2 separate regions of the Homo sapiens genome follow, and region 2 is linked to region 1. Evidence: chromatin contacts called from ENCODE Hi-C or POLR2A ChIA-PET data. All regions are on one chromosome and are shown on one strand. Each heading gives the region's core, a stretch centred on a gene start or an enhancer-like site at or near the end of the contact. The rest is flanking DNA. Distances are from core to core; before and after follow the strand shown. Region 1 has its middle 71 kb from the start of ADO. Region 2 has its middle 38 kb from the start of EGR2.

Region 1 (4,194 bases), core at 724-3,223:
AGACTTTTAGCTTACATACCTAGAAGTAGAATGACTAAATCTTAGGATATATACATCTTCAACTTTGACAGATATTGCCAATGCACTCTCCAGCATAGACTCACCAACTTACACTCCCACCAGCAATGTATAAGAATATTTGTTTCCCTGCATCCTTGACAAACTTGGTTTTATCAGATATTATCATTTTTGCCAGCCTCAGGGGTTTGAAATCATATCACACTATGGTTTTGATTTGGATTTCACTTGATATTAATGAGACTGAGTTGTTTCTTTCTTTTTTCCATGACTGTCCAGTTCATATTAGTTGTCCATTTTTATTGGATTATCTTTTCCTATTAATTTGTAGGAATTTAAAACATACATCTGTATCAAGAATTTTTGCTATCTGTAGGCATTATAAGTATCTTCTTTCAGTCTGCAGCTTATATTTTAACTCTCTATTGTGTCTTTGTTGGCACACAAGTATAATATTTCAATATAAGTCTCTTCCTTTGGATGTATGCCTTTTGAGACATAGCTCTGATGTTTTAAAGTGCCCTATGTTTGCAACTCAAAGTTTTAAACTTTCCCTTTCATACTGAGGTCTTAATTCCATCTGTAATTTACCTGGGTATAGAGTATGACATAGGGATATTTCTTTTTTTCCATAGCTAATTATCCCAGCACTTGAGTAGTTCACTCTTTCTCTGCAGATTTGTGTTGCCATCTCTGTTATAAACCAAATTTCCATGTATTCATGGGTCTGTTTCTGGAACTTTTCCCTCTCAATTTGTCTCTCCCTATGCAAATACCAAACTCTTTAATTACTTTCAGAAGGCAGTTTTTACTGACACCTCACTATTTTCTGGGTGAGATGTGAATACCTCCAGGAAGGGTGATGCTCTAAATCAATGACAATGCCATGTGCATACTGTCCTTAGATTCCTTCCAATCTGTCAATCCACTGAGAGGAAATTTTGGTGGAGAAAATCCAAGGGAGATCCAGAGAACACAGGGCTCCAGGAAAGGGGAAAGGAGAGAGACTCAGAGAGAGGGTCTCTCAAGCAAGAAGCAAAACATAGCACCTCCAATTACTCAAACTTTTTCTAGGCTTTATCCTGAACATAGTTATATTTGCCCAGAAATAGCATATTTCAATATATAAATGTACCCCACAGCATTCTATAACACTTATCATAAAATCATAACCAGACCATAGCTAATATTTATTGGCACCTAGGCTAAACATTGATAGTAAATATGACTTTATTAAATCCCATAACGTGGGTAATTTCCCTGAAATATAGATGAGAAAATTGAAGCTCAGAGAAGCAGAGTGATTTGCCCAAGGTCACACAGCTAGTTAGTGGCAAAACCCAATCTACCTTCCTTGCTACTATATTCCACTGCCTCCATGTTGTAGAATGTACCACATTAGAGTGGGATTACCTGCTTTTGAAGGGAGAGAGTGAATCTTGTTTTACCATTACGTTCTCAACCCAAGCACTGTGTTAGTCACACAACAGGCTCTCAATCAATACTTGTAGACAAGAATGAATAGATGCATGTTAGCTGTGGAGTCTGTGGTTTCTGAGTCATGAAAGGTCTACGTGGTTTATTTAGTTGTTTGGGGGAGAACAGTCTTCACCTTACTTCCTCTGAAAGCCACGCCAAGCCTCTTTTCTTCTTACCCTCAGATAATGAGCTGAGTTACAAATACACAGCAAAGTCTTTCCACCTACACAGATCCTAGGAGTGTACAAATTGATTTGGGGGTGGGAGAACCAGGCACACAAAGGTCAGTGCCAGCAGCACTTCCAGCTTGGACATTTGTTTTCATCTTCTAGAAATAATATTCCCATTTCCCAGATGTTTCAGTGTCATCAGCTTTGTTTCTCAGCAGAGGCAACTGCAACTATTCCTCCTCATGAGGCTGCGTGCTAAATCTGAAAAGCGTTTGCAGCTCAGCCCCACAAAGATTGCTGCTGCAGTGGGGATTCCCAGCCAGCACAGAGCCCTTTGCTGTCGAGTGGATTTCCCCGACATAAGAAGTGAGTGGACCACTGGTCCCTGGGGGATTGTCAGCACCATAACTTCTTTGAAAAAAAAAGTATTTTGGGGTGGTGGGGTTGGGAGACAAGGATCTGTAAAGGGAGGCTATAGTGCATTGGGAACTGGTTTGGAAGACATGGCTCTCTCTTCTGCAGAACAGAATGGATTCATCAATGATGGCTTCACAGCAGTTAGGCCTCCATCACCAACCACCTTGGGTTAACTACTTTACCACCTCTGAATTGAGCTCAGCCTCAGAGCTTCTCAGGGCCCATGTGGGCTCCATTCCAGCAATAAGCATTTGGAAAGCTTCGCATCTGAGAAAGTGCCTCCCGTGAGTTATCTGTGCTAGGAACTCACATCTGCTGTCATTGTCATTCACTTGGATTCTGACATTGATCCAGAATTTCCTAGAAAACACTGTGCTTTCTGACTACTGCTGTGATCTGTGGCTCCCAGATCAGCTTTTACCACCAGCCCTTACCACACGCCTTGCTGTGGCTTCTTGCCTTGTCTCCATAAGCATTGCTCTCTGGAGCTGGCACATGACTTGGCAGGAAACCCCTGGCCTAGAAAAGTCTCCTTACTTTCAACACTCCATTCACTCATTCAACAAACATTTCCTAACACCTGCTATGTTCAGGCACTCGTCTAGGCATTGGGATACAACAATAAACAGGCAAAGTCTGTGCTCTCAAAGTCTTGCACTCTAGTGAAGAGGATAGAAAATCTGCACATAGATAAAGAGCTATTGAACATAATATTCTGTAGTAATGAGCAGCACCATGAAGCAAAAATAAACTAAGATTAGAGAATTGAGATTGGCCTGGGGAGGGGGTAGCACTTCAGAGAGAGGGGTCAATGAAGAAGATAACATTGAAAAAACCTGAACAGATGAGAGAGATTACTGGGGGAACATACCTGGTAAAAGGGCCGAGGGGGAAACGTGCTTGGCAAGATTAAGGACAAAAGTAGGTCAAGGTGCCTAGAAAAGAGAGAGAGAGAGAGAGAGAGAGAGAGAGAAACAGAGAAGGTATGAAAGGAAACAAGTGTATCATGATGTGCTCCTAATCAGCCAATCCTCTTAGCTCATGAGACCTCAGCCTAGATCCCCAAACCATCACCTGCCATCTTACCCAAATTATAGACACAAGCATAAAGAGAAATGGAAAGTTTCATGCATTTACCCTTTGCTAATCGATCCAATGACAGTAAACTCCAAGGAAGGCAGTACTAGGAATTCCTGAAGCCTATATGGGGCCAATGAACACTTAGAAATTAGATATGACTATGGAGTAAAGCAGAAAAAGGTCCCTTGGTAGTCCTGGCAAATACGTGGTACATGCGTCACCTCTCCCCACCTCCAAACCCAAGCTCACAAGCCCAGTGCCAATCAACAATGTCATTCTCATTCATTGAAATGGGATTAGTCATCCTGACAGATTATTGACATTCTGGCTCCAGAGTTACCTATAATGGTCTAGTTTCTTGAGATCAGACAACTATTAAGTATCTTTTGGCAACCTTCTGTGACAGCTTTCAGCCACGTTATAAATGAAGTAGCAAAGGAAATATGTTTATTAAGCTTTAACCTGAACCCTTTACATAGACTATAGTGTTATGTTTCAGCAAAGCTCATCTTTGATGACAGTTTTAATCACACTCAGGCCCGCTCAGGCATACAGTGCCTTCGACAGTCACCTACTCACCTCACTGTGCTGTGTTTGACACGTCTGCCATTTCTGAGTGATTCTGGATGTCTCACACTTTTGCTTACCTGCTTCCCAATCAGTACTCCAATTTTGCCATTCTTCCTGCACATGACACCAGGCAGTCAAACCATATATGTACTTAATTCTGCCAAGGATTTCTGTAATACTCTTAAGGTCTCGTGCTAATAATGGGAATTTCTGGAATTGTGACAGAACTTCTGGGAAGAAAGAGAGGAGGTCTGGGGGAGGAAGGGCTTTTAGCACTTTTGCAAGCATTATATCAGATAGGCAACCATCCAGGTAGGTTGCCATATATCATTGCTTGCCACAGAAAGCTAGTTCTTCTCTGCTTATGTCCAAAATAAAGGAAGTGAGTCTTGCCAAGAGCCATTTTTAACCATATCTGGGGCAGAAGAACATTAATGCACTATCTTGATGCTTTCAAAGC
Region 2 (3,892 bases), core at 79-2,578, 120 kb after region 1:
ACATGAATTGTTTCTCCAAATAGGCAGAGAGCTCAAGAGAGAAGAGGTTGTCATTTAGTCTGATTATTTAGGGGATCATAGCAATTGAAAGGCAGAAATGACCTCAAATGCCATTCTAATCTGAGTTTTCATTTTACTCAGAGGAACCTGAGTCCCAGACACTTGCATGAGGTCCCATGAAGTCAGTGACAGAGATGAGACTAGAACAAAGTTATTTTCAGTTCTGAGGCACAGCTCTATTCAAGAAACTTCGCTTTACATTCTACCTCATGACTTTACTGCTATTCCTTTTTTTTTTTTTTTTTTTTTTTTGAGACAGAGTCTAGCTCTGTCACCCAGGCGCTGCAGTGCAGTGACACGATCTTGGCTCACTGCAACCTCCATCTCCTGGGTTCAAGTGCTTCTCCTGCCTCAGCCTCCTGAGTAGCTGGGATTACAGGTGTCCACCACTGTGCCCGGCAAATTTTTGTATTTTTAGTAGAGATGGGGTTTTGCCGTGTTGGCCAGGTTGGTCTCAAACTCCTGACCTCAGGTGATCCACCTGCCTTGGCCTCCCAAAATGCTGGGATTACAGGCGTGAGACACCGCACCCGGCCTGATATTCCATTTTCATGAGGAAAAGGAAGCAAGTGGGAATGAATTAAGATGAAACACCAGTATGTAGAGATGATATTCCAGTGAAGTCAGGATTTAAGGTGAAAACTCTGCCTGGTCAGGTTGATTCTTGGCAATATCTCAACTAGACACCATGCTGGAGACCAGCAGGGGCCCCCTCTCTGAGACAAATGCAACCAGCTTTCCTATCCAGTGTTGGGAAAATGCACTGCTTCTTTAGTTGAGCACAAAGTATTTGGCTTATACCTAGGGGCTGTGCTGGATAAAAAACACATATCTCATAAAATCACACCCAGGGTGGGTTGACTTCAGCTCTTGCAGGATTGAAAGCAGCAACCTCAGTTCCTCTGACCACACAGGAACCACAGTGCCCTCCTGCCCCTCTAGACAGTTCCACATTTTGCCTCAGTCAAATTTCACCTTTGCAAGATTTCCTGCAGAACCTCCCTAGAGTCAGTCTTTCCCCTCTCTGTGGCCTCATTACCCATAGTTTTAGATTCTGTTTCTAGTACTTCATCAAAGTATTTTAAAATATTTCCACATAATCAGAGCACTTAGAGTCATGTATATTTCCTTCTTTTTTGTCAAATATAGATCTTTATATTTTACAGCTTTATTGAGGTATAATTGACCAAAAAACTGTATAAATTTAAGCTGTGCATGTGACGTTTTGATGTACGTTGTGAAACAGTCACCACAATCAAGCTAATTAACACATCCGTCACTTCACATAGTCATCCTTGTGTGTGTTTGTGGAGAACACTTAAGATCGGTTCACTTAGCAAATTTCAAGTCTATAATACAGCGTTATTAACTATAGTCACCCTGCTGTACATTTGATCTTCAGAACTTTTCAGAGTCCTTTGTATTTCTAAAGCAGCCTTTGAATTTGGGAACGGAATAGAAACAGCATTGGACAGTAGTCAGAAGACTTGGATTCGAATGTGTATGGTTAGGGCCCAGATAAGAAACAGATGACATATTCAATGGAAACTAGTAAGTAAAAAGGGACTATGTAGCAAGGCATGAGCCAGGTTCAGCAGGCTGGAGTTAGCAACAACGGAAGCCTGGTCACTCCTGGGGTGAAAGGAACCACAGGATGGAGCTGCGGCTTTGGGTCGAAAAATGCAACCGCTACTGAATCACATCCCAGAAGGGAAGCTGTTGATGGAGTAAATACCCCAGCCTTGCCCTCTACTCATCCTCCAATCTCTTGCCTTTGCCTCCCACCCAGAAGGCTAGAGAACCTGATCCATGTAGTTTACAGAGCTGGCTGGCAAAGGGAGCCAGGCCAATAAAGATGATCCAGCACAGGCTGCAGCTGAATCACTTCAGACAAACCTCTCCACTCTCTGATCCTCAGGATTTGTATTAGTAAAAACAAGTGGGTTGATCATCAGGAAGTGTCTCTGCTGCCTTCCTGCCTAACGTCCAATGACGCTATGACTGTAGGTAAAATAATGCACACATATTGATTTTTTAGATTTCCAGGGGCAGATATTCTCAATAAACCAGGACATAACTGCTGCTGTTAAAATGCTTCTTGAAACAGAATATGTGGAAATAGAAAGTCATGTCTTTATAACATAATTCAATGCTTAATACATTTCTGAGAAAAACAAGCTAGTCATTATTCTTTACTTTAAAAAAAAGTTACTTTTTTCAGCCTTGTTTATGCAACATCCCAATGTATGTCTTGAAAAATTATTCAATTCTTTTTTTTTTTTTTTTTTTTTTTGATGGAGTCTCGCTCTGTCGCCAGGCTGGAGTGCAGTAGCACAATCTCGGCTCACTGCAAGCTCCACCTCCCGGGTTCAAGCAATTCTCCTGCCTCAGCCTCCTGAGTAGCTGGGACTACAGGGGCACACCACCACACCCAGTTAATTTTTGTAGTTTTAGTAGAGATTGGGTTTCACCATGTTGCCCAGGATGAGCTCAATCTCTTGACCACATGATCTGCCCACCTCAGCCTCCCATAGTGCTGGGATTACAGGCGTGAACCACCTTGCCTAGCCTATTCAATTCTTTTTTATGCCTAGGCCTTTGTTTAGACCCTTGGTCTCGAAATGACCTAGTCATCTTATCTAACCTATGTGGGGCTTCTTTTAATCATTTGTAATTTGAAAAAAGACAAAAGTCACCTGTCAAAGCATTCTTTGGTGCTGTGTGGGTCGGGAGGCACCCATTTCCAAATTCAGTAAGCAGGAACCCTCAAAGGTGGTGGAACTCTAAGAGGAATCTTAAGAAACCTTGGTGTCTCCCAACCAAGGGTCCCTCATTAGTAGCCTAGCTCTGGAAAGATGGGGACTGACCATCACAATTTTTCAGGTTTGTTTCTCTCTTACAACCAGTCTTCACAGAGCATGTTCTAGGCACCAGGAAATAGCAGTGAACAAGACAAGGTCACTGTTTCTAAAAGCAAAAGAATTATGATCTGGAATCATATAAATATGAAACATAAATATGTAAGTTATATTTATATAATGATAATTGTAAGCACAATGAAGAACATGAGACAAGTTAATGGGATACAATGATTGGGAGTCAGGGGGGAGAATGGGACCATTTGAGCCAGGATATAACAGGCTTGGGAAGAGGTTGACTTTTGATAGGAAACTTTAATTTCAAACACCTTATTCCATATTTTTGCATAGATATAAAATGCTCTAAAACTTCCAATATCTTGGAAGGTAGTGACTGAAAGGAGGAAATTAGTAATGTTCATTTTAAAGAATTAAGAAATCTAAGATGAAAAGCTACAAAAGAAGAAGGATCCCAGGCTGAAAAATTATTACAGTGACCTGCAATTGTCTGTGTAAAATGCCAGAAGGGTTTATTGTTGGGTCTGTGGGCACTTGGGGATGTGGGATGGGGGCAGGAAAGAAAGGGGCTAGACACATCTGAGTGAAGGAAAGACAGCGTTAAGATGTTGAGGAAGAAAGAGGAGCAGAAAGGGGTAAGCTGGGTTCTTCTGAGCATCAAGATGGATATTGGTCCAAGTGTTTAAGTCTGAAGCTAGGTGCATACTTCTAAGTGTGGAGTGATTTTCAGGCAAAGCTGATTCCTATGATATGCATTGATAATTATAGGGGCTATTTCTGCTCCTGCCAGTAGTTCAGAGATATTCAAAGGGTGCGTAAAATTATTTAAACTATTTTATTTTTGGGTCAAAATGATTGCAAAGCAGAGAAACGGTCGGGAAAAAATAAAACATTTACTGGGGTTTGCAAAAGGAATATTCACATAAATAAAGTGTCAATCCACATGTAGCACTTTG

Evidence for each region. Hi-C counts contacts between places; a loop is a spot of excess contacts on that map. ChIA-PET counts read pairs that join two places held with the same protein, here RNA polymerase II (POLR2A). Pooled maps may share reads with other maps.
Region 2: a loop to region 1 is called in a map of naive thymus-derived CD4-positive, alpha-beta T cell, with 7 times the contacts of the local background. The contact joins two enhancer-like sites. A Hi-C loop is called at or near these places in 1 of 168 maps with a recorded cell type or tissue (naive thymus-derived CD4-positive, alpha-beta T cell), 1 of 37 single-sample maps with no recorded cell type and 13 of 50 pooled maps. POLR2A ChIA-PET finds 5 or more read pairs at or near these places in 2 of 52 experiments (HEK293 and activated T-cell).

The regions. Positions count from the first base shown.
Region 1 is chr10:62,731,563-62,735,756 of GRCh38, forward strand. No RefSeq gene overlaps it. Among named protein-coding and RNA genes, the nearest start is that of ADO, 71 kb to the right of the region's middle. Within about 2 kb of position 1,974, at least 6 of the 41 ENCODE cell types and tissues checked have a DNase peak (open chromatin) inside an H3K27ac peak, as active enhancers do.
Region 2 is chr10:62,852,188-62,856,079 of GRCh38, forward strand. No RefSeq gene overlaps it. Among named protein-coding and RNA genes, the nearest start is that of EGR2, 38 kb to the left of the region's middle. Within about 2 kb of position 1,329, at least 4 of the 41 ENCODE cell types and tissues checked have a DNase peak (open chromatin) inside an H3K27ac peak, as active enhancers do.